Linked DNA regions of Homo sapiens: region 1 is linked to region 2. A link is an interaction called in ENCODE POLR2A ChIA-PET data of the cell type or tissue named here. Cell type or tissue: GM12878. All regions are shown on one strand. Links, peaks and the distances in the headings refer to the core of each region. The heading gives the core; the rest is flanking DNA. Region 1 overlaps PLCG2 (phospholipase C gamma 2). Region 2 has its middle 13 kb from the start of CMIP.

Evidence for each region. Peaks named below come from ENCODE experiments on the same cell type or tissue, not always from the same donor. Only the 100,000 strongest peaks of a DNase experiment are listed, where the experiment ranks them.
Region 1: POLR2A ChIA-PET joins it to region 2 with 11 read pairs; 1 of 35 experiments calls an interaction of 5 or more read pairs at or near these places.

What each region holds. Positions count from the first base shown.
Region 1 is chr16:81,839,252-81,849,962 of GRCh38, reverse strand. The region is part of intron 2 of PLCG2 (phospholipase C gamma 2); the gene reads right to left. Among named protein-coding and RNA genes, the nearest start is that of PLCG2, 65 kb to the right of the region's middle. RefSeq lists an enhancer at 7,172-7,231. In GM12878, for the core only: no CTCF peak of the experiment used is centred there; a DNase peak (open chromatin) is centred at 8,042; H3K4me3 peaks cover 1,387 bases; H3K27ac peaks cover 3,054 bases.
Region 2 is chr16:81,426,064-81,436,774 of GRCh38, reverse strand. No RefSeq gene overlaps it. Among named protein-coding and RNA genes, the nearest start is that of CMIP, 13 kb to the left of the region's middle. RefSeq lists enhancers at 2,446-3,355, 3,474-3,723, 3,356-4,267. In GM12878, for the core only: a CTCF peak has its summit at 7,640; a DNase peak (open chromatin) is centred at 5,364; H3K4me3 peaks cover 576 bases; H3K27ac peaks cover 694 bases.

The sequences.
Region 1 (10,711 bases), core at 1,653-9,652, 410 kb before region 2:
AAAACTTGAAAGGTATTAAGGTTTGTTTTCCAAAGTTAGTTATTCACCCACCCAGTTGACTGCCAGTGAAAGTCTAGTGACTTTAAGCAAACATTCTTTTCTCTTTCTGTCTAGTCTAACAATTCTCTTTCCCAGTAAAATGTCTTCAAGAGGGAATTTTTTTGGTTTTTTTTTTTTTTTTTTTTTTTTTTGAGACAGAGTTTTGCTCTTGTTGCCCAGGCTGGAGTGCAGTGGCACAATCTTGGCTCAGTGCAACCTCCGCCTCCTGGGTTCAAGTGATTCTCCTGCCTCAGCCTCCCGAGTAGCTGGGATTACAGGCATCCGCCACCAGACCTGGAAAATTTGTGTGTGTGTATGTGTATTTCTAGTAGAGACAGGGTTTCACCATATAGGTCAGGCTTGTCTCGAACTCCTGACCTCAGGTGATCCGCCTGTCTCGGCCTTCCAAAGTACAGAGATTACACGCATAAGCTACCACGCCCAGCCAAGAGGGGATCTTTGAACTGGCCTATGGTGAGCATCTGTCCTTACAGAAAAATTATACATAACTAAAGAAAAACTTTTTTAGACAAGGTAACATTGTCTTCCAGCAATAGCCAGATTTTAACAATTCTACTTCTGAAATTGCTCTGGAATCTGTCAACGTCTATCCATTTCCATGGCCAACACCACAATCCAAGCCACCATTATCTCTTGTCTATGGAGGCAGCTTCCTGACTTGTCTCCTTAAAGCAGTACGTTATCCCCACAGTCACCTTACGAAATACAAACAGGCTCATGCCACTCCTTGGGATCAAGCCTTCCCGTGACGTCCCATTGCTGTAAGGACTAAGAACCACAGCCCTGTGATGACCCCTCCAACCCCACGTGGCCTAAGCATCTGCCTCCCAGCCCTTGCACCACCCACACAGGCCCCTCCAAGCATCTCTTATAGGTCACACTCATTCCTACCATAGGACATTAGTGGTGTTGTTGGCACCACTGAAAATGTTCTTAGTCTGGTTAGTGCCAAGCTCTCCCTTCCAGTCTCAGCTCAATCAAACCAAACTCAGAAAACCTCCCAATGCCTGCTATGATCTATACCAAGCACCTCTCTTCCACAGCACTCAACAGAGGCAAATATGTATTAGATGGAATCTGTGGATCCACAGCCCTCCTTTCCTAGACTGTAAGCTCCATACACGCAGGGATTGTACACCCTTCTTCACCACTGAGCTCCACCCCTATCAGAGTAGCTGGCACACAGCGGGGCCCAATAAGTAGTTCTTGGAAAGAGGAAAGGGACAGAGAGAAATGGGGACCTCAAGAGGGATCAAATTACTGATGACTGAGCAGAGCAGGGGACAGAGAGGAAGAAGGACAGAGGAGGAGACAAGGGAGACCAAGGGAGACAGAGAGGGACAGAGAGACCAGGTACAGAAAAGCACAGGTTACCCAGACAAGGAGGGAGAGAAATGCAAACGCACATGTACAAAGGCAGAGAGACAGAGCATGGTAAGAAAGAAAGAATGAAATTCTAACAGCCATTCTAATGATACAAGCAGCCCTGCACATCCGCACACCCCCTTCCAAAGGGCCCAAACAAGCACCCTTTGGAAGCCAGCCCTGCCCCAGGAAAGAGCTGCAGGCATCTGCCTTCATCAACCAGGACTTTATCATCCTGAACACCCCTCTCTTGCTTCTTCCCAAGACAAGTATTAGCTTATTCATCATACTTCTGAAATGATTATCCTTTCTCCACTGAGTGGCCTCTGCCCCTTTGTCAAAGATCAGTTGATGATATTTGTGTGGGTCTATTTCTGCGCTCTTGATCCTGTTCTACTAATCTTTCTATTCTTCTGCCAACATCACCTGTACTGATTACTGGAACGTTAGAGTAAGTCTTGCAGTCCTCTGATTTCGTTCTACAATGCTGTGTTTGCTAGTCTATGTCTTCCACCTTTCCATATAACCTTTGGAATCACTTTGTCACTACCCACAGAATAACTTGCTGGGATTCTGTAATATTGTGACTTTTAATAAGATATACAGTCATCCCTCAGTGACTGTTGGGGATCGGTTCCAGGATCTTCCACAGATACCAAAATCCAAATAGATGCTCAAGCCTCTGATAAAAAATGGCAGAGAATTTGCATACAGCCTATGCACATCCCTCCATATACCTTAAATCCCTAGATTACTTTTAATACCTAATACAATGTAAATGTTATGTAAATAATTATACTGTATTGCTCAGGGAATAATGACAACAAAAAAGTTTGTCCATGTTCAGTAAGATGCAATTTTCTCAAATATTTTCAATCGACCATAGCTTAAATCCGCAGACGCAGAATCCACAAATACAGAGGACTGACTGCATATATTTGGTCTCCAACCCCATTTTCTGGCACACAACCCCTAACACCCTTGGAATCTGCAGTGATAAGTATCTTTTTGTAGGGCTGGGGGCTCCTAGATACCTCAGGATGAAGGTTGGCTGCCAGGGGAACCAACGATGTGATTAGAGGGTTGGAACTTTCAGCCCTACCCCCAACGTCCAGGAAGGAGAGAGGGGCTAAAGACTGAGTTGGTCACCAATGGCCAATGATTTAATCAATCATGCCTTTGTAATTAGGCTCTCATAAAAACCCAGGATGACAGGGCTTAGAGAGCTTCTTGGTTGCTAAACACATGGAAGTTTCTGGCGGGTGGCATGCCCAGAGAGAACATGGGAACCCTATGCCCTATGCATCTCTTCTATCAGGCTGATCATCTTTATCTTTTGTAATATCATTTTAATAAACTGGTATACATGTTTCCCTTAGTTGTGTCAGCCATTCTAGCAAATTAATCAAATCCAAGGAGTGGGTTATTGGAACCCCAATTTATAGCCAGTCAGTCAAAAGCATAGGCCACAACTTGGGCTTGTGACTGGCACCTGAAATGGGACAGAGTCTTGAGGGACTGAGCTCTCAACCTGTGGAATCTGATTCTAGCTCCAAGTAGATAGTATCAGAATTGAACTGAACTAGAGGACACCAAACTGGTGTCCAATGGAGAATTGTTTGCTTGATGCGTGGGGGGAAAACCATACACATCTGGTGTCAAAAGTGTTGAGTACAGAGGGAAGAGGAAAGAGAAAGAGAAAAAAAACACACCTTGATTTTTCCTTTCTCTGAGGTGAAGTGTTTCGTGCTGTATTGAATGTGAATTGAAAAAAACCTTTTCTTGTATCTCTATTAGATTTTGGTTGGGATTGTGTTGAATCTATAGATGAAGCCAGGAAGAACTGATATCTTGAAAATATTGAGTCTTCCTATCCATGAACATGGACTATCTACTCATGATCTTTTTAAGCATTAGCCATAAGCCCGATGTTCTGCTGGATGTACTTGATCCTGGCCCTCAAGGGTCTTACAGATACAGTAGCCTCATCCTTGAGGATAAAAATAAATGCTATATAGCAAAACTCTTACAGAGCACCTACTCTGTGTTAGGCAGAGTGCTAATGTTTTGCATGTTATCATAGGTTGGTTCCCTGGAAGTTGAGCCTGAGTCAGGAATTCTTGCTCAAGTGTTTACTGGGAGAGTGCAGGAGTGGGATGGCGAGCAGAATAAAGCTAAACAAGGCTGTGGTCCCACTTAGGGATGGGCTTCACCCTGACTGTATAGGGAGTGGCGGGGGGATGTCTGGAGCATGAATCACACCGGAAAAGTAGGTCCTCCTGAAGGAAGGGAGGCCAGTCCTCTTGTCCTCCCTGCCAGTCAGTCATTGGCTTGGCTTACAGCCACTACAACCTCCTAGGTGATGCAGATTTCTTCTAGTGAGAGCAGTGCCCTGAAGAAGGGGCACCTGTGAGCCACGACACCCAACACTCCTAGCAGCTGGGAAATGGAGCACAAGCCTGGTAATGGGAGCTGAGTGGGGCACAACAGCATCCTCTGTATTAACTCATCGTTCCTCACAAGAACACTATGAGGCAGGTACCATGACTGCCCCTATTTTACAAATGAGGAAACTGAGATGTGGAGAAGTGAAGTACCTTGGCCAGGGTCACCAGCCACAAGTGCAAGAGCCAGCATTTGAACTTTGACTCATAGTCAAGCAAGTGACTCTAAGAAGCCACATAAGAATATGCAGCTCTCTCCAGGGTTTTCTATCTGGTATTCAGCAAAGTCTGAGGGGGTCGGTGGGCATTTTTGTTGACATCTCCACCCCTTGATCTTACATCAGGCAGGGGCATCTTGGTGAATGATGATCCCACTACCCACAGGGGTGCAGAGCTGCACAGAGAGCGGTCAGGCCCACTGCGCTCAACGCAGTGCATTCAAGCCACCTTTCTGACCCGAGGCTGGGAACAAGATTCTAGTGCAGGGGCTGCAAATTCATGTTCCCAGGAGCTATCCAAGTCATGAGGAGCAGTGTCGCTACTGATGAGGTGGACAGACTCTGGAACCTGGAGTCCCAGCTCCCCAGCTTATAGCAGATAGCTTTGGACAGTAACTTCAATTCTCTGTGCCTCTGCTTCTTCATGTGAACAACAGGAGTGATAGTGATACTTACCACACAGTGCTCTTGTGGGGATTAAATGAGTGTGCGACTGTACATGTGTGTTTGTCAATTAAAATAGTACCTGGCAAAACAAAAATGTAGGGGAAAAAAAACAAAGATGTAGAAGCTTCTCTGTACTTGTTAGCAACTGAATCAAGCTGGACACATATAAGGCATAAGAAATAACACGGGACAGGGAACAATGGCTCATGCCTATAATTCCAGCACTTTGGGAGGTTGAAGTAGGAGGATCATTTGAAACCAGAGAGTTCAAGACCAACCTGGGCAACAAAGCAATACCCCATCTCTAAAAAAAAATACAAAAAATAAACGCAGTTAGCCAAGTGTGCTGGTGCACACTGGTAGTCTCAGCTACTCAAGAAGTTGAGGGAGGAGAATTGCTTGAGCTCAGGAGTTTGAGGCTGCAATGAGCTGTAATCACAACTCTGCACACCAGCCTGGCAAGAGAGCAAGACCCTGTCTCAGAAAAAAAGAAAGAACATGGTGTCTCAATTTATTTGCTGTGAACATTAAGGAGGCAGATCCTTATGTACCGACATGACAAAAACTCCTCGATGACCTGTGTAAATAGGAGACTAGATGTATGCATCCATGTGTGTACACACATACATGGCCATGTGTACATGTACATATTATATACAAGTGTCCATCACTATGCAAATTCTCACTATCTGAATGTCTACTATAACTTATTAACTCTTTTTTTATGCAAAATGCACAATCCAGATCATAGACCTGCTGTACGAGGTTCACGAGCACCTAGGTGCCAATGAAAACAGTGAAGGTGTGGGCCAGGCACAGTGGCTCACGCCGGTAATCCCAGCGATTTGGGAGGCCTAGGCAAGCAGATCACTTGAAGTTGGGAGTTTGAGACCAGCCTGGCCACCATGGCAAAACCCTGTCTCTACCAAAAATACAAAAATTAGCCGGGCATGGGGGCATGCACCTGTAATCGCAGTTACTAGGAAGTCTGAGGCAGGAGAATCACTTGAACCCATTGTGGGGGTGCAGAGGTTGCAGTGAGCCAAGATCACACCACTGCACTCCGGCCTGGGCAACAAGAGTGAAACTCCATCCGAAAGAAGAAAGAAAAGAAAGGAAAAGAAAAATGAAAAGGTGCCCGGGCGCGGTGGCTCACGCCTGTAATCCCAGCACTTTGGGAGGCCGAGGCGGGTGGATCACGAGGTCAGGAGATAGAGACCATCCTGGCTAACACGTGAAACCTCGTCTCTACTAAAAATACCAAAAAAAAAAAAAAAAAAAAAAATCAGCCGGGTGTGGTGGCGGGCACCTGTAGTCCCAGCTACTCGGGAGGCTGAGGCAGGAGAATGGCATAAACCCGGGAGGCAGAGCTTGTAGTGAGCCGACGTCACACCACTGCACTCCAGCCTGGGCCACAGAGCAAGACGCCTTCTCAAAAAAAAAAAGAAAGAAAGAAAAAGAAAACAAAAGAAAAACGAAAAGGAAAAAGGAAAAGGAAACAGAAACAGAAAAGGAAAGGAAAGGCGTGTCTGTCTGCAATGGAAGAGAAGCAGTTAGACACACAACCAACGGCACATCAAACCCGGCATCCTGCCCATTCTATTGAGTTCTTCTTTCATCCCAGCATTTGCTTCTGACAAGCAAACTACCAACCAGGGTCCAATTTAAATGAATCTTTAGTATTTTAAGCAGATCATTTCATTGTTTTTTCCATTACAGTACAAGGTAGTTGGAGGATAGAAGAATATCCTAATTCAGAAACATTACTGTATAGTATCCTATGTACTTTTTGCAAACATGCTTAGCAATGGGTTCATCAAAGCACCCAAAAATTGGGCATTTGTTGCTGTAGATGCTTTGTATTCACGCGAAAAATATTGGTAGGCTGATTTTAGGTACTTAAGGTTGTTAAGTGATACTAAGGAAATTGGCTGGGGTGTTTCAATCAGTTGGTAATGCATCAGCGCTTGTCTCTGTGTAATATGATGTAATATATTGCAATCCAAAAATGTTCCTCTCCAGTGTGTTTTCAGGAATGTACTGGATTCAGCTAAGAAGGAATGTGCCTATTTGTAAGTGTGCACGTATGAGTGTAAAGGTGTGAGAAAGGGTACCAAAAGATTTCCACCAACTTGCTGACAACAGGCACTACTAGTGAGAAGGAGATGGGCAAATGATGGTCAAGGAGGGCTTTGTCTGCATGGGTTCAAATTTTTGCCAAGGGCTCATAGTGACTGAAACAACACTTTATTCTCAAAGTAGGCTGTGGTCAGCAGACCTCAGGCCATGCACTCTTGCATGGTGGGGCTCAGTGGCCGAGTTTCCTGCTTGAAGAAAGTGAGATAACCCAGCCACAGAAATGAGGCTTCATCTTTGCACAACCCCACCCCCTTCCCAGCATCACCTCGGGTCTTCCCAGGTCCACCCCACCCCCACCACCCATCCCTCCACTCCCACCCCCTGCAAACAAACCCCCACACACTGAGTCTCCTAGAGTCAGCCTCAAAGGCCGGCACCCCACTCCAGCCACCCTCCCTCAGCCCTCCCTGCCTACCCATCACCTTCTGGCACAGCCTTGCGGACTTTTGGCCCCTCCGTACGTCTCATAGCTTCCTCTCACTCCCCGCTTTACACCACCGACCCCTTTGCTGGCCGGGCCATGACCCTGTTCTTCAAGCTCCCATTTCCTTCCTCCTCCCGCTACTGATTCTCTGTCTCTCTCAGGCTCCCTGCACCCACGGAACGTCCTCCCACCCCTGACACCAGGAACATGGCTTTTTCCCCAATTCCCATACATGACCTCAAGGGGCACCACACCTGACAATGAGCTTAACAAAAATTTCTCTCTGGAAGCTCAAGACATATTCAAGCGAGCAAACAGACAGACAGAAGGCTTGGGCACCTTCCCACACATACCCCAACCTCTTTTCCGACTTTCAGTTATTCAGTCAACCAGGCAGTCACAGAACCCCACGCTGAGCGCTAGGGATGCCACACTGCAGAGACAGACACAGTCCTGCCCTCAGACGGCTCCGAGTCTGGGAGGGAGGACAGGCCCTGTCCAGGCCGGCATATGATATGTGAATATCCACATCTCCATCCACATCAGGAGTGCAACAGAGTCCACACTGGGGCTCCTCCCCAGCAAGGGGAAGAAAGGCTTCTCTGAGCACATGCATCCTGGCTGAGTTCTGCAGACTGGAGCTCACCTGGGAAGAAGAGGAGAAAGCCTCCCTTTGTAGGGAGTTCTGGAGTACAAAGACCTTGGTTCAAATCCTGGCTTATGCTCCCCAGGGGTGCACAGGAACCAGGCACGTTGCATCCCTTCTCTTTGCTGTTTCCTCCGCTGTACAAGCAGTGATGCTTATCATTGAGTTGTCATGCAAACCAAATGAAATAACATGAAATAAAAATCACGTGGCCCCAGGAGGGCTCCACCAAGGTGAGTTTAGCTACTAGGCTGAATGGTTTTCTGTACCACCTTGCAACACCAGCTTCCCAGCTGCTGGTGGTTTCACTTTAAGTAAAAAGCCCCAGCGTTGCTTACTGATCTCAGCCAAGGACCCTGCTTTAAGAAAAACCAAAGGTGTTAGGTTACTTCACACATGTAGCAGCGTCTGACATGGCAGCTGGGGGAATAGGTGAGATACACAGCAGAAGAACATGTAATGACAAAAGGGGCTTCCGAGGCACACACGGTAGAGCAGAAAGAGCCCAGCTCTAGAAGGATCTAGCAGGCATGAGTTAAATCCAGCTCTTTCTCTCCTGGCTGTATGAAGAAGCCTCTATTCTGGCTTACTGTCTATTTTCTCATCTATGAAATGGAAAAAGAACATACACCCTATAGAGATATATCTGAAAAAAAACTTTGCAAAAAGTAAAGTTTACAGCCGGGCGCAGTGGTTCATGCCTGTAATCCCAGCACCTTGGGAGGCCGAAGTGGGCAGATCACTTGAGGTCAGGAGTTTGAAACCAGCCTGGCCAACATAGTGAAATGCTGTCTCTACTAAAAATACAAAAATTAGCTGGGCATGGTAGTAAGCGCCTGGGTGCCTGTAATCCCAGCTACTCAGGAGGCTGAGAAGAACGGCTTGAGCCCAGGAGACGGAGGTTGAAGTGAGCCAAGATCATGCCACTGCACTCCAGCCTAGGCGACTCAGTGAGACTCTATCTCAATAAATAAATAAATAAATAAATAAATAAATAAATAAATAAATAAATAAAGTTTACTTTTTGGCCTGCAGATAGGGGGTGGGCCTGCCCTTATCTTCTTTGTTAAAAAGATAATAAACAACAGAGTTGTTGCCACTGCGCTGACAGCAGAGGCGAAAATCAGTGTCCTGCTTCCATGTGAAGAGATTCTTCCCAGATCATTATGCTCAAATAATTAGGTCTGTGATTCTAATGCTTCATATTCATGCAGAACTATTCAATAGATAAGAGTTTTAAGTGATACTGGGGAAACTGGTGCTTCTCTCCCCTCTGGGACTCCCCATCCCCAAGGGAGGAAGGGACCACTCCCTGGAAAAAGGAACTGAGGATACTCAGCCTCTTCATCTTGTTCTAGCTGGATCCACCCCCAAGGGACCACGTGCCCTGCCCTGTTCCTTGCCACTCGGAAGGGAGCTGCCTCCAAGACAGGGGTCCCCAATCCCCAGGCCATGAACTGGCACCTGTCTGTGGCCCGTTAGGAATCGAGCCGCACAGCAGGAGGTGAGCAGGGGTCTAGCGAACATTACTGCCTGAGCTCCACCTCCTGTCAGATCATCAGCGGCGTTAGATTCTCATGGCAGCACAAACCTTATTGAGAACTGCACATGTGAGGGACCCAGGTTGTACACTCTTTATGAGAATCTAATGCCTGATGATCTGTCACTGTCTCCCATCACTCCCAGATAGAACTGTCTAGTTGCAGGAAAACAAGCTCAGGTCTCCCACTGATTCTATATTACGGTGAGTTGTATAATTATTTCATTATATATTACAATGTAATCATAATATAAATGAAGTACACAATCAATGTAATGCCCTTGAATCATCCTCACACTATCCCCCCAGGCCAATCTGGCCCATGGAAAAGTTATCTTCCACAAAACCGGCCCCTGGTGCCAAAAAAGTCTGGGACTGCTGCTCTGAGACACCTATGGGCATCCACCCAGGCCATGACAGGGTGGGCAGCTCAGGGGCCAGCTGTCAGGGCTCAATTCTAAGCATGCTCTCCAGGCAGCCATCTCATCGCCCTTCGTTGATTGCCGATGTTTCATTTCTCAATCATTTCCAAACTCAGGAGACAATGAGAAAATGAGGAGCTTTATGTGCTCACCACTAACACCCCCAGCATGGGCCATCAAATAATTCTTTAAGTTTTTTTGGAGACAAGGTCATGCCCTGTCACCCAGGCTGGAGTGCAGTGGCACAATCACAGCTCACTGCATCCTTGAACTCGTAGGCTCAAGGGACCCTCCTGCCTCAGCCTCCCAAAGCCAGGTGACTGGGACTACAGGCATGCACCATCACACCTACCTAAGTTTTCTCTTTTTAGTAGAGACAAGGTCTCACTATGTTGCCTAGGCTGGTCTCAAATCCCTGGCCTCAAGTGATCCTCCCATTTTGGTTTCCCCAAGTGTTGGGATTACAGGCATGAGCCACCATGCCCAGCCTAAATGTTCATCATTTTGGTGCCATTTAAACTTGGTGTTTTTCACCCTCCTGCTGGTAATTAAATTTAAATGGTGCCCACCCTTTGTTATGTCTTAACTGTAGTATATTTTAAAATATATTGAAAAAATACATACCTGGCACCTCTAAACTATGAAATCAAGTTTCTTTTCTATATAAAATTAAGTTTAAAAATAGTGAATCAATATTAAAATAAGTATTAGATATAAAATAGTACTCATGGTATGCAAATATAACAAAAATTATTAAGGCAATAAAGGAAGGGCTCATTACTTTATATACAGCCTATTAATATTTTAATAGGCTAATTCTGCTTTTCTTTAAACCAGTACTGTGTATCAAAATTACACAGAAAACTCTCATTATACAAAGACTATATAGAGATTTTTTTTTTTCCTCACACATGGATTGACCAGTTTTGGGGGGTGGTTTGGAGCCATATGACATTATTTCTCAAACTGCAAACATTTGTTTATCAACCTTATAAGGTTTGTTGTA
Region 2 (10,711 bases), core at 1,477-9,476:
ACCCACTGCCAGCCCCAGGCAATCCTTGATCTGCCCTCTGTCACTGTAGATAGTTTCACCCTTTATCGAATGTCATATACATAATACCAAAAAGTATGCATTCCTTTTCTTCTGAATTCTTTGGCTCGGTATAGAAGGATTTGAGATTTGTCCACGTTGGTGTTTGTATCGTTGTCTGTTCTGTTTTGTTGCTGACTAATATATCCATGACACAGATATTCCTCTTATGAGTAAGTTTTGTTTTCAATTCATTTTAATTTTTTTAATGCCATTTATTTTTAAAGAAACTCACAGAGACTTTATGAAGAGCTCAAATGCCAGGCTGCCATTGACTCGTGAACGTGGGGCATGGCTACACAGAGTGGAAGGCCATGGATCATATTTTTAAAAATAAAAAACCTGTGGGGCTGGGCACAGTGGCTCATGCCTATAATCCCAGTACTTTGGGAGACCAAGGTGAGATGATCACTTGTGTCCAGGAGTTTGAGACCAGCCTGGGCAACATAGGGAGACCCCATCTCTACTAAAAATAAAAAAAATTAGCCAGGCATGGTCACACACGCCTGAAATCCCAGCTACTCAGGAGGCTGAGGTATAAGAATCGCTGGAACCCAGGAGGCAGAGGTTGCAGTGATCCGAGATCGCATCACCGCACTGCAGCCCAGGCGACAGAGCAAGATCCTGTCTCAAAACAACAACAACAACCACAACAACAACAATCCACTGTGTTTTTCAGATTAATTACATCTGTCTCCCACACCAGTTTTAGCAGTGAGGCTGCTCAAATTGACCAATTTAAATGTGATTGCCTTTCTTTCCTCTCCATCATCTCTAAGTCAGTTGCCAAGAAGCAATGAAAGGAAGGAATTGGGGAGGAGAAGTGGTTTAGACTTGTGGAGCAGGTACTGATCTTCCAAAACTCACCCACACCCCCATTTGCATGGGTCAGTCTAGACAATCCTCAGATAAGGATGGGTGATGATATCACCCCATTTTGCAGATTAGGAAGCTGAGGCAAGGTCAAGGGTTCAACTAAAACCCCACAGCAACAGCGGGGGGTTGGGGGTGGTGCAAGAAACTCCATCCAGGGACTCCAGGTAGAAAAGCAAAGACATCAAGAAGACAGACCTTAGATTTGAAGCCCAGGTTTCCATCATCTTCAGCTGGGTTCCGCCAACCAAATCTCTTAATCTCTCTGAACCTCAGACTCCTATCTGTGAAATGGAGATTGAATTGTGATACAATTGAGCTAAGCAGATAATGCATGAAGGTGCTCAGGACAAGATGTCGGAAGAAGTCAGTTCTCAATATAATGGTAGGGAGAAATGGCTTCTCAACCCTTGGGCTCCTTTCTTGAGCTACAGCATGAAGTTGGAACTGACTCCAGCCTGCCTGGGCTGAGGAAAAAGGAGTGGATATTTTCTTGTAGCTCCAGGGAGCAGAGCCTCACAGATGCAAAGAAGAGAGAAGAAGGCAGGCCAAAGCCTCCAGATGCCTCTGTTGCAATAGTAACTAATCAGAGTGGATTAAACAAAGAATAGACATGGGTTGTTAGGAGTCACGGGTGCCTCCCAGGGCCCCAGTGGTGTGAAGGTAGCCAGCCCAAAAGGGGCCAAAGATCCAAGGACCCACGGACCTTCTCTGTACTTTATGTTTCTGTTTATCTCTGGGTTAGGCTGACTTAATTTGCTATGTTACTTTTGCATGACAGGAGGTGGCCATTGGAGAGGGCATCCCAGATTGAGCTAGGATCTGTTGAGCCCAGTTCTGAGGGAAGGACTTGGCTTGGGCCAGATACGCACCCCAGTCAGTATCTGAGCCAACCTGGACAAATGTGGTTGCTGGTGATCAACCCCTACAGGTGAAAAGGACAGTCAAGTGGGTCATTGCGAACTGGGCAGGGCATTTCTTCCTCCTATTAATAATAATAATGGCCGGGTGGCCGGACGCGGTGACTCACGCCTGTAATCCCAGCACTTTGGGAGGCTGAGGCAGGTGGATCACAAGGTCAGGAGATCGAGACCATCCTGGCTAACACGGTGAAACCCCGTCTCTACTAAAATTACAAAAAATTAGCCAGGCGTGGTGGCAGGCGCCTGTAGTCCCAGCTACTCAGGAGGCTGAGGCAGGACAAGGACGTGAATCCGGGAGGCAGAGCTTGCAGTGAGCGGAGATCACGCCACTGCACTCCAGCTTGGGCGACAGAGCGAGACTCCGTCTCAAAATAATAATAATAATAATAATAATAATAATAATGGCCGGGCGTGGTGGCTCACGTCTGTAATCCCAGCACTTAGGGAGGCTGAGGTGGGCGGATCACCTGAGACCAGGAGTTTGAGACCAGCCTGGCCAACATGATGAAACCCCCGTCACTACTAAAAATACAAAAATTAGCCGGGTGTGGTGGCACATGCCTGTAATTCCAGCTACTCAGGAGGCTGAGGCAGGAGAATTGCTTGAACCCAGGAGGTGGAGGTTGCAGTGAGCCGTAATCATGCCACTGCACTCCAGCCTGGGCAACAAGAGCGAAACACTGTCTCAAAAAATAATAATAATAAATAATAATAATAATAATAGCTAAGACCCATATAGGGCTCACCATGGGCCAGCCACTTTAGTAAGCACCTTACATGTATTTAATCCTACAAAATGATTAACTTAATTAATCATTTAAATTAATCCTTACAAAAACTTGATGAAGTTTATCTTGTCCGTTGTGCAGATGAGGAAACTGAGGCACAGAGAGGTTAAACGACTGACCCAAAATCACACTTGAACTGGGCCAATCTGATACCAGGCCTGCTCTCTCAGCCACCATGCCATATTGCCTATTTTAGCCTCAGTCATATTTTTTTTTTTTTTTTGAGATGGAGTCTCGCTCTGTGTCACCCAGGCTGGAGTGCAGTGGCGCGCGATCTCGGCTCACTGCAAGCTCCGCCTCCCGGGTTCGCGCCAGTCTCCTGCCTCAGCCTCCCGAGTAGCTGGGACTACAGGCGCCTGCCAACACGCCCGGCTAATTTTTTTGTATTTTTAGTAGAGACGGGGTTTCACTGTGTTAGCCAGGATGGTCTCGATCTCCTGACCTCGTGATCCGCCCGCCTCTGCCTCCTAAAGTGCTGGGATTACAGGCATGAGCCACCGTGCCCGACCCGCCTCAGTCATATTTTTTACAATTCATCTGTTAGCCCATGTCTCTCAAAATAAAAAAAGATGAGGAAGGGGAAGTATTTGAGATGTGACATTTCACCAAAGCATTTAACAGCCAACAACGGAACACAGGGGCACTTTGCTGGCCATCTCCCTGTTTTTATTTTGACCCAGAGTTGAGGGAGAAGGCACTGCCACGTTCTCGGGGCATGTCAGGGTCTCGTGCAGCCCCAGGACACTCCCACTGGCCTGTGACCACCTGGGGCCGAGATCCGCAGCTGCTAGGCTGTTACCCTGCATCTGCATACAGCAGGTGCTGGATACCGTTTGTGGTTGCTGAGAAAATGTGTATCTCGCACTACAGCTTTCAAAGCACTTCCAAAGACAGGGAAAGAGATCAGTTAAAATATTGCCCCTGTGAAACCTTCAAGAAGGTAATTGATGGAAGGAATTCACACAAGGGAGGCCCGCAAAAGCTGAATAACCAGGCCTCACGGGAGCAGGAACCGCGGAATCATCGGAAAGCCTCCTCTCTCTTGTGTTTCTTCCTACCCTCTCTGTGAGCCTGTCCAGCCCCTGGCCTTCCTGACAGGCTGCCTCTGCTTCTGTGTCTGGCCCCGGGCCCCAATAGGCCACTTCAGCCCAGTTGCCCAGGGTGAAGTGGTCACCATCTGCTGGTTTTCCACCTCTAAATGTCGGGATAAGGGGTCTGAAGGGCCTGTGATCTCTTTTTTTTTTTTTTTTTTTTTGAGACAGAGTCTCGCTCTGTCACCCAGGCTGGAGTGCAGTGGCGCGATCTTGGCTCACTGCAAGCTCCGGCCTCCCAGGTTCACGCCATTCTTCTGCCTCAGCCTCCCTAGTAGCTGGGACTACAGGCGTCTGCCACCATGCTTGGCTAATTTTTTTTTTTTTTGTATTTTTTAGTAGAGATGGGGTTTCGCCGTGTTAGCCAGAACGGTCTCAATCTCCTGACCTCGTGATCCGCCTGCCTCGGCCTCCCAGAGTGCTGGGATTACAGGCGTGAGCCACCGCGCCCGGCATGGCCTGTGATTTCTATACAGCCAGGCCTCCCCAGTCTCAGGTTCCCAACCCCAGGCTCAAAGAGGAAAGTCATTTGCCCAAAGTCTTCCAGAGAGACGGCCTCAAAGCCAGGTTTCTGTATCAGTTCCATGGAGCTGCCGCCAACTAGGGGGCTTTAAACAACTACAAGAAATTTATTTTCTCATAGTTCTGGGGGCCAGAAGTCCAAGATCAAGATGTTGGCAGGCTGGTTCCTTCTGCGGGCTGTGGGGGAAGTGTCTGTTCCATGCCTCTCTCTGCTGGTGATCTTTGGCATTCCTTGGCTTGTAGACAGACACATCATCGCAATCTCTGCCTTCATGCTCAAGGCGTTCTCCCTGTGTGTCTGTGTCCAAACTTCCCCTTTTTATAAGGACACAGTCATCGGATCGGGGCCCACCCTGCTCCAGTATGACCTCATCTTCACTTATTACATCTGCAAAAACTTTATTTCCAAAAAAGGTCACATGCTGAGGGCTAGGACTTGTATTTTGGGAGCGCACAATCCAATCCATAGCAGAGCCCAAAGCCCACCACAGCAGTGCATGTGTTCTGCCCCCAGCCCGGCTGGTTCTCCGTAAGCACACCCTGCTCGCCGGGCCTCCATTCAGCCCCCAGGGCGTCGCTCACCCGGTTTTATCTGGGACAGGCATGGACCCAAGTCTGCCCTACTGTCCTCGAGCTCACACTAGAATATTCACAGGGAGCAGTCATGATTTCTGAGGCTCCACTCCGGGTGCCATGGGCGGGACCTGACTCGACTTTGCGCTGAGCACTTAGGACAGCTTTGTTCAGCCGGACGGCCCATTGTCTGTTTCCCAACCACGCTCCAGTTTCATCAGGCAATTTTAGAGGCATTAAACCTGAACAGCTCACAAAGGACTAATGAGTTTCATTCAGCGTGGATGACAATGACCCGTGAATCTGAGCTGGACAGTGTCCCCTCTGCCTGAGTGGTTTCACAATAGCAGTGGTTGACAGGTGGCTGGGTCCTGGGCCAGGGATTCAGGCAAGTAGTTTACTTCTCTCTTTATTCATTTTTTTCTATTTTGTTTGGCTAAAAATCTTAAGCAGATTTTACTCAGGGGTTAACTAGGCAAATCTCTCTCAAAGGTTAGTTGCAGCTGAGAAACCCTAGATCTGTATGAAAGTGGGAAAGCTGACTCATTTCTTTGACCATGACAGACACCACCAATCAATCGTGGACTCAACCCTGAAGGCCACAGGGGACTGGAATCCAGGCCTGTGTACATTAGATTCTGTGTTCATTTCATACCATTATTTGGTGACTTGCAGGATTTTTTTTTTTTTGAAACAGATTCTTGCTCTGTTGCCCAGGCTGGAGCACAGTGGCACCATCTTGGCTCACAGCAGCCTCTGCCTCCCGGGTTCAAGCAATTCTCCTGCCTCAGCCTCCCGAGTAGCTGGGATTACAGGGGTGCACCACCACACCCGGCTAACTTTTGTATTTTTAGTAGAGACTGGGTTTCACCATGTTGGCCAGGCTGGTCTCGAACTCCTGAGCTCAAGTGATCCACCTGCCTCGGCCTCCCAAAGTGCTAGGATTACAGGCGTGAGCCACGATGCCCGGCCTTTGTTTTTTTTTGTTTGTTTGTTTTTTGTTTTTGTTTTTTTTTTTTTGAGACAGGGTCTCGCTCTTTTGCCCTGGCTGGAGTGCAATGGTGTGATCATAGCTCACTGCAGCCTCAACCTTCCAACCTCAAGCAATCCTCCTGCCTCAGCCTCCCAAGTAGCTGAGACTATAGGCTTGCAGCACAGACTGGGCTAACATTTTTTGTTTGTTTAATAAACAAAACGTTTTTTGTTTCTCTAACATTTTTTGTTTAACAAACAAAATATTTTTTGTTTCTCTCACATTTTTTTTTGTTTTTTAGTAGAGATGGGGCTTCACTGTGTTGCTCAGGCTGGTCTTGAACTCCTGGGCTCAAGAGATGCTCCTTGCTGGGCCCGGTGGCTCATGCCTATAATCCCAGCAATTTGGGAGGCCGAGGCAGGTGGATTTCTCAAGATCAGGAGTTCAAGACCAGCCTGGTCAACATGGTGAAACCCCGTCTCTACTAAAAATACAAAAAAAACTAGCCGGGCATGGTGGCGGGTGCCTGTAATCCCAGCTACTTGGAAGGCTGAGGCAAGAGAATTGCTTGAACCCAGGAGGTGGAGGTTGCAGTGAGCAGAGATCACGCCATGGAACCCCAGCCTGGGCGACAGAGTTAGACTCCATCTCAAAAAAAAAAAAAAAGAGAGATCCTCCTGCCTCAGCCTCCCAAAGTGCTGGAATTATAGGTGTGAGCCACCATGCGCAGCCTGAGCACGGAGGCAACTCGCAGCTTTGAGTCTGTACTTGGTATTTACCTCTTTGAAAGGAGAAGTGCTAAAGGGGCCATCAATACATACTAATTCTAGCAGCCATGTCACTCTTACTTATCCCCAGGAAGAGATCAGCAAGCTAGAACATTTTTCTTGCCAGGGCTAAAAAAAAAAAAATTTTAAATCTATAGGGGTCTTCTGGGGTACCCCTATTTTTTTTTTTTTCAGACAGAGTCTCACTCTGTCACCAGGCCAGACTGCAGTGGCATAATCTCAGCTCGTTGCAACCTCTGCCTCCCGGGTTCAAGTGATTCTCCTGCCTCAGCCTCCCGAATAGCTCGGACGATAGGCACCTACCACCATGCCCAGCTAATTTTTGTATTTTTAGTAGAGACAGGGTTTCACCATGTTGGCCACCATGGTCTCTATCTATTGACCTCGTGATCCACCAGCTTCAGCCTCCCAAAGTGCTGAGATTACAGGCGTGAGCCATTACGACCAGCCCCACCCTGTCTCTTTTGCAGGTAGGGAGAACTAAGGCTCAAAGAAGGGAAGAAGAAGCCTTCCCCAAGACCACACGGGTGACAGATGGCAAAACCAGGTTCGGCATTCCTGGCCCCCCAGCTCAGACCTCCCCCAACTGATCTCCTCCTTTTTTCCTCTGGCCTCTGATGGAGCCTGCCAAAGGCCTGTGTATTTCTCACCTGCCTGCTTATCATCTAAGTTAGTGGTGACAAGTCCCTGGGGAGGTTCATTTTCCTCCTGTTCCATCTGCCCCAGCCCCTTGAAACCCTGCTGCGCACTCTGCCTTGCTCCCTGATGATGTGTGCTGTTGCTTCCACCAGCTCTTGGGAGTTCTGCAACTTTCCACACCTTTCCTGGTGCTTTCTCTGGGCCTCCCTCCTGGTGTCACCATCCTCAGCCCTAGAGAAGGCTCTGAGCCTTGTCCCTTGCCCTGGTTCCACTGCAGCCATTTCCCTGGAGCCCCTCTGGCTCAGGTTCGCACTCCCTTCCCCCTTGCTCCACCACCTTCAGCTGCCCGATGCTGGCAAATCTTCCCATTGGCCAATTGCCTGGGGCAAGCCCAGCAAAGAGTGCAGACAAACCCCCTGGTGGCCACAAAACAATGTGGCCATAACAAGTCTAGGAACTCTTTAAAAAAATTTTTTTTTTCAAAAATGATATATTTTTGGCCAGGCTCTCACGCCTGTAACCCCAGCACTTTGGGGAGCCGAGGCAGGCGGATCACTTGAGGTCAAGAGTTCAAGACCAGCATGGACAACATGGAGAAACCCTGTCTCTACTGAAAATACAAAAATTATCCAGGCATGGTGGTGGGCGCCTGTAATCCCAGCTACTCAGGAGGCTGAGGCAGGGGAATTGCTTGAACCCAGGAGTCAGAGATTGCAGTGAGCCGAGATGGTGCAACTGCACTCCAGCCTGGGCAACAGAGCAAGACTCCATCTCAACGAGAAAAAAGAGAGACTTTTTTACTTGGAAAAATAAGAAGATACAGATAAATTAAAAAGCCAATAATAATCAGTTCAAGAATATTAATTAGGTACATACTATAGTCTAAACACTATGTACTTAGCTTATTTGGTCCTCAAAATAAGAGAAATTCTATAGGGCAATGACATAGTGTCTTCAACAAATAAATGGCAAGAAAAAAATGTGAAAGGGGGATAGTATTTTGGATGAAAAGAGACTTAAAAGGATTATGGACTGTAGAGAAACAGGCAGATGGATGGAGGACAGAACAGCTGCAGTAATGGGTTAATAGCTGCGTCTAGGGGCTTATTCAGGTGCTCGCTGTAGAATTCATTCCCGTTTGCTGTAGATTGAAAATTGACCTAATAAAATGCTGGGGTTTGGAGGAGGATCTATCAGCCGAACATAATGTGAGGGCTTTGTGGATCTTGATTGAAACAAATCACATGTAAAAAGACATTTATGGGATAATGGAGGATGAATGAACAGTGATTAGATATTAGATGTTATTAGGAAATTGCTTAGAAAAATTATACGTACGTGTATTAATGATATCATAGAAATTTTTTAATTTTTAACAGAGTCTCCAGGCTTGGGATTTGCTTGAAAATAACCAGTAGGGATGAGGCTGGGGAGGTAGAGATGAAACAAGATTGGCAATTCACTGATAATTGTTGAAGATGGGTGCTGGATAATGGAGGTTCATTAACTATTCCTTCTTCTTTTGTCAACAGCTGAAAATTCTGATAATAAAAAATTAAAACCTGGGCAACATGGCGAAACCCTCTCTCTACAAAAAACACAAAAATTAGCGGGGCATGGTGGCGTGTGCCTGGAACCCCAGCTGCTTGAGGGGCCGAGGTGGGGGGATCACTTGAGCCTGGAAGATAGAGGCTGCAGCGAGTTGTAATCAAGCTGTGATCATGCCACTATGCTCCAGTGACAGAATGAGACCCTCTCTCAAAAAACAAAACAAAACAAAACAAAACAAAACAAAAAAAAACTATGAGGTAGGCGCTATTATTTTGCAGCCGAGGACACTGAAATGAGGTCTAGAGGTGTCGAGTAATTTACCCAAGATTCCCTCTGTCACCACATCCCTGAATGTAGATTAAAAAAAAAAAAAATTCCTGCCTGTCATCCCATCACCTCCTCTTAACATCTTGATGGAGATCCTTCTAGATCTATGCATATAAAAGGACTTTAAATGGCTAGAAAATGTACATACTGCATGAGTCTACCCTTGTGCACCACCAATGACGCTAGTGTGTCCTTGAGCATAAATTTCTGATGTAGAGCTACGAAAAGGAAGTAACACATACGGAGCGCCTGTTCTGAGCTAAGCACTCTCACTGCACCACTTAGAAGAGCCTCATTAATCCTCCGGCAACTCTGGCAGGTGAGCACCATGGTCTCCATTTTTACAGAGAAGGAAGCAAACTCAGGAAGGAGAACTGCCTTGCCCAAGGTCACAGCGCTAATAATTGATGTAGAGTCAAGGGTTGGTGATGGGACTTGACTTTATTAAACACCTGCTTCTCCTCTTGACTGTAACCTTCAGGAAGGCGGCCATCTTGTCTGCTTTCTTGGGCCTGTTGTCCTGGAGCCTGAACAGGATTAATAAATATTCCTGGCCGGATGCGGTGGCTCACGCCTGTAATCCCAGCACTTTGGGAGGCTGAGGCGGGCGGATCACGAGATCAGGAGATGGAGACCATCCTGGCTAACACGGTGAAACCCCGTCTCTACTAAAAATACAAAAATTAGCCGGGCGTGGTGGCAGGCGCCTGTAGTCCCAGCTACTCGGGAGGCTGAGGCAGGAGAATAGCGTGAACCGGGGAGGCGGTGTTTGCAGTGAGCTGAGATCGCACCACTGCACTCCAGCCTGGGCGACAGAGCGAGACTCCATCTCAAAAAAAAAAAAAAAAAAGATTATTTGAATGAACAAAGGCACTAAAAAAGAGCTCTAGCTGGGATTTGAACGTCCTTCCTCCAATCTAATAGCATACTAGGAGTCCTTTCTAAAGAACTGTGGTAAAACACACATAAGAAAATTTACCATCTTGAGCATTTTAGGTGTACGGTTCAGTGGCATTAGATACATTCACACTGTCATGCAACCGTAAGTACCTTCCATCTCCAGAACTTTTCTCATCTTGCAAAACTGAAATTCCATGCCCGTGAAACAGTAAGTTCCCATTCGCCCATCCTGTAGCCCCTGGCAATCACCATTCTACTTTCTGTCTCCATGAATTTTTTTTTTTTTTTTTTTTTTAAATAAGAGACAGTCTTGCTCTGTCACCTGGGCTGGAGTGCAGTGACACAATCTCGGCTCACTGCAACCTCTGCCTCCCGGGTTCAAGCAATTCTCCTGCTTCGGCCTCCTGAGTAGCTGGGATTACAGGTGCCCTGGGATTACACCACGCCTGGCTAATTATTTTTTGAGATGGAGTCTCGCTCTATTGCCCAGGCTGGAGTGCAGTGGCGCGATCTCAGCTCACTGCAACCTCTGCCTCCTGGGTTCAAGCGATTCTCTTGCCTCAGCCTCCTGAGTAGCTGGGACTACAGGCGCGTGTCACCACGCCTGGCTAATTTTTTTTGTGTTTTTTTTTTTTTTTTTAGTAGAGATGTGGTTTCACCGTGTTAGCCAGGATGGTCTCGATCTCCTTACCTCATGATCCGCCTT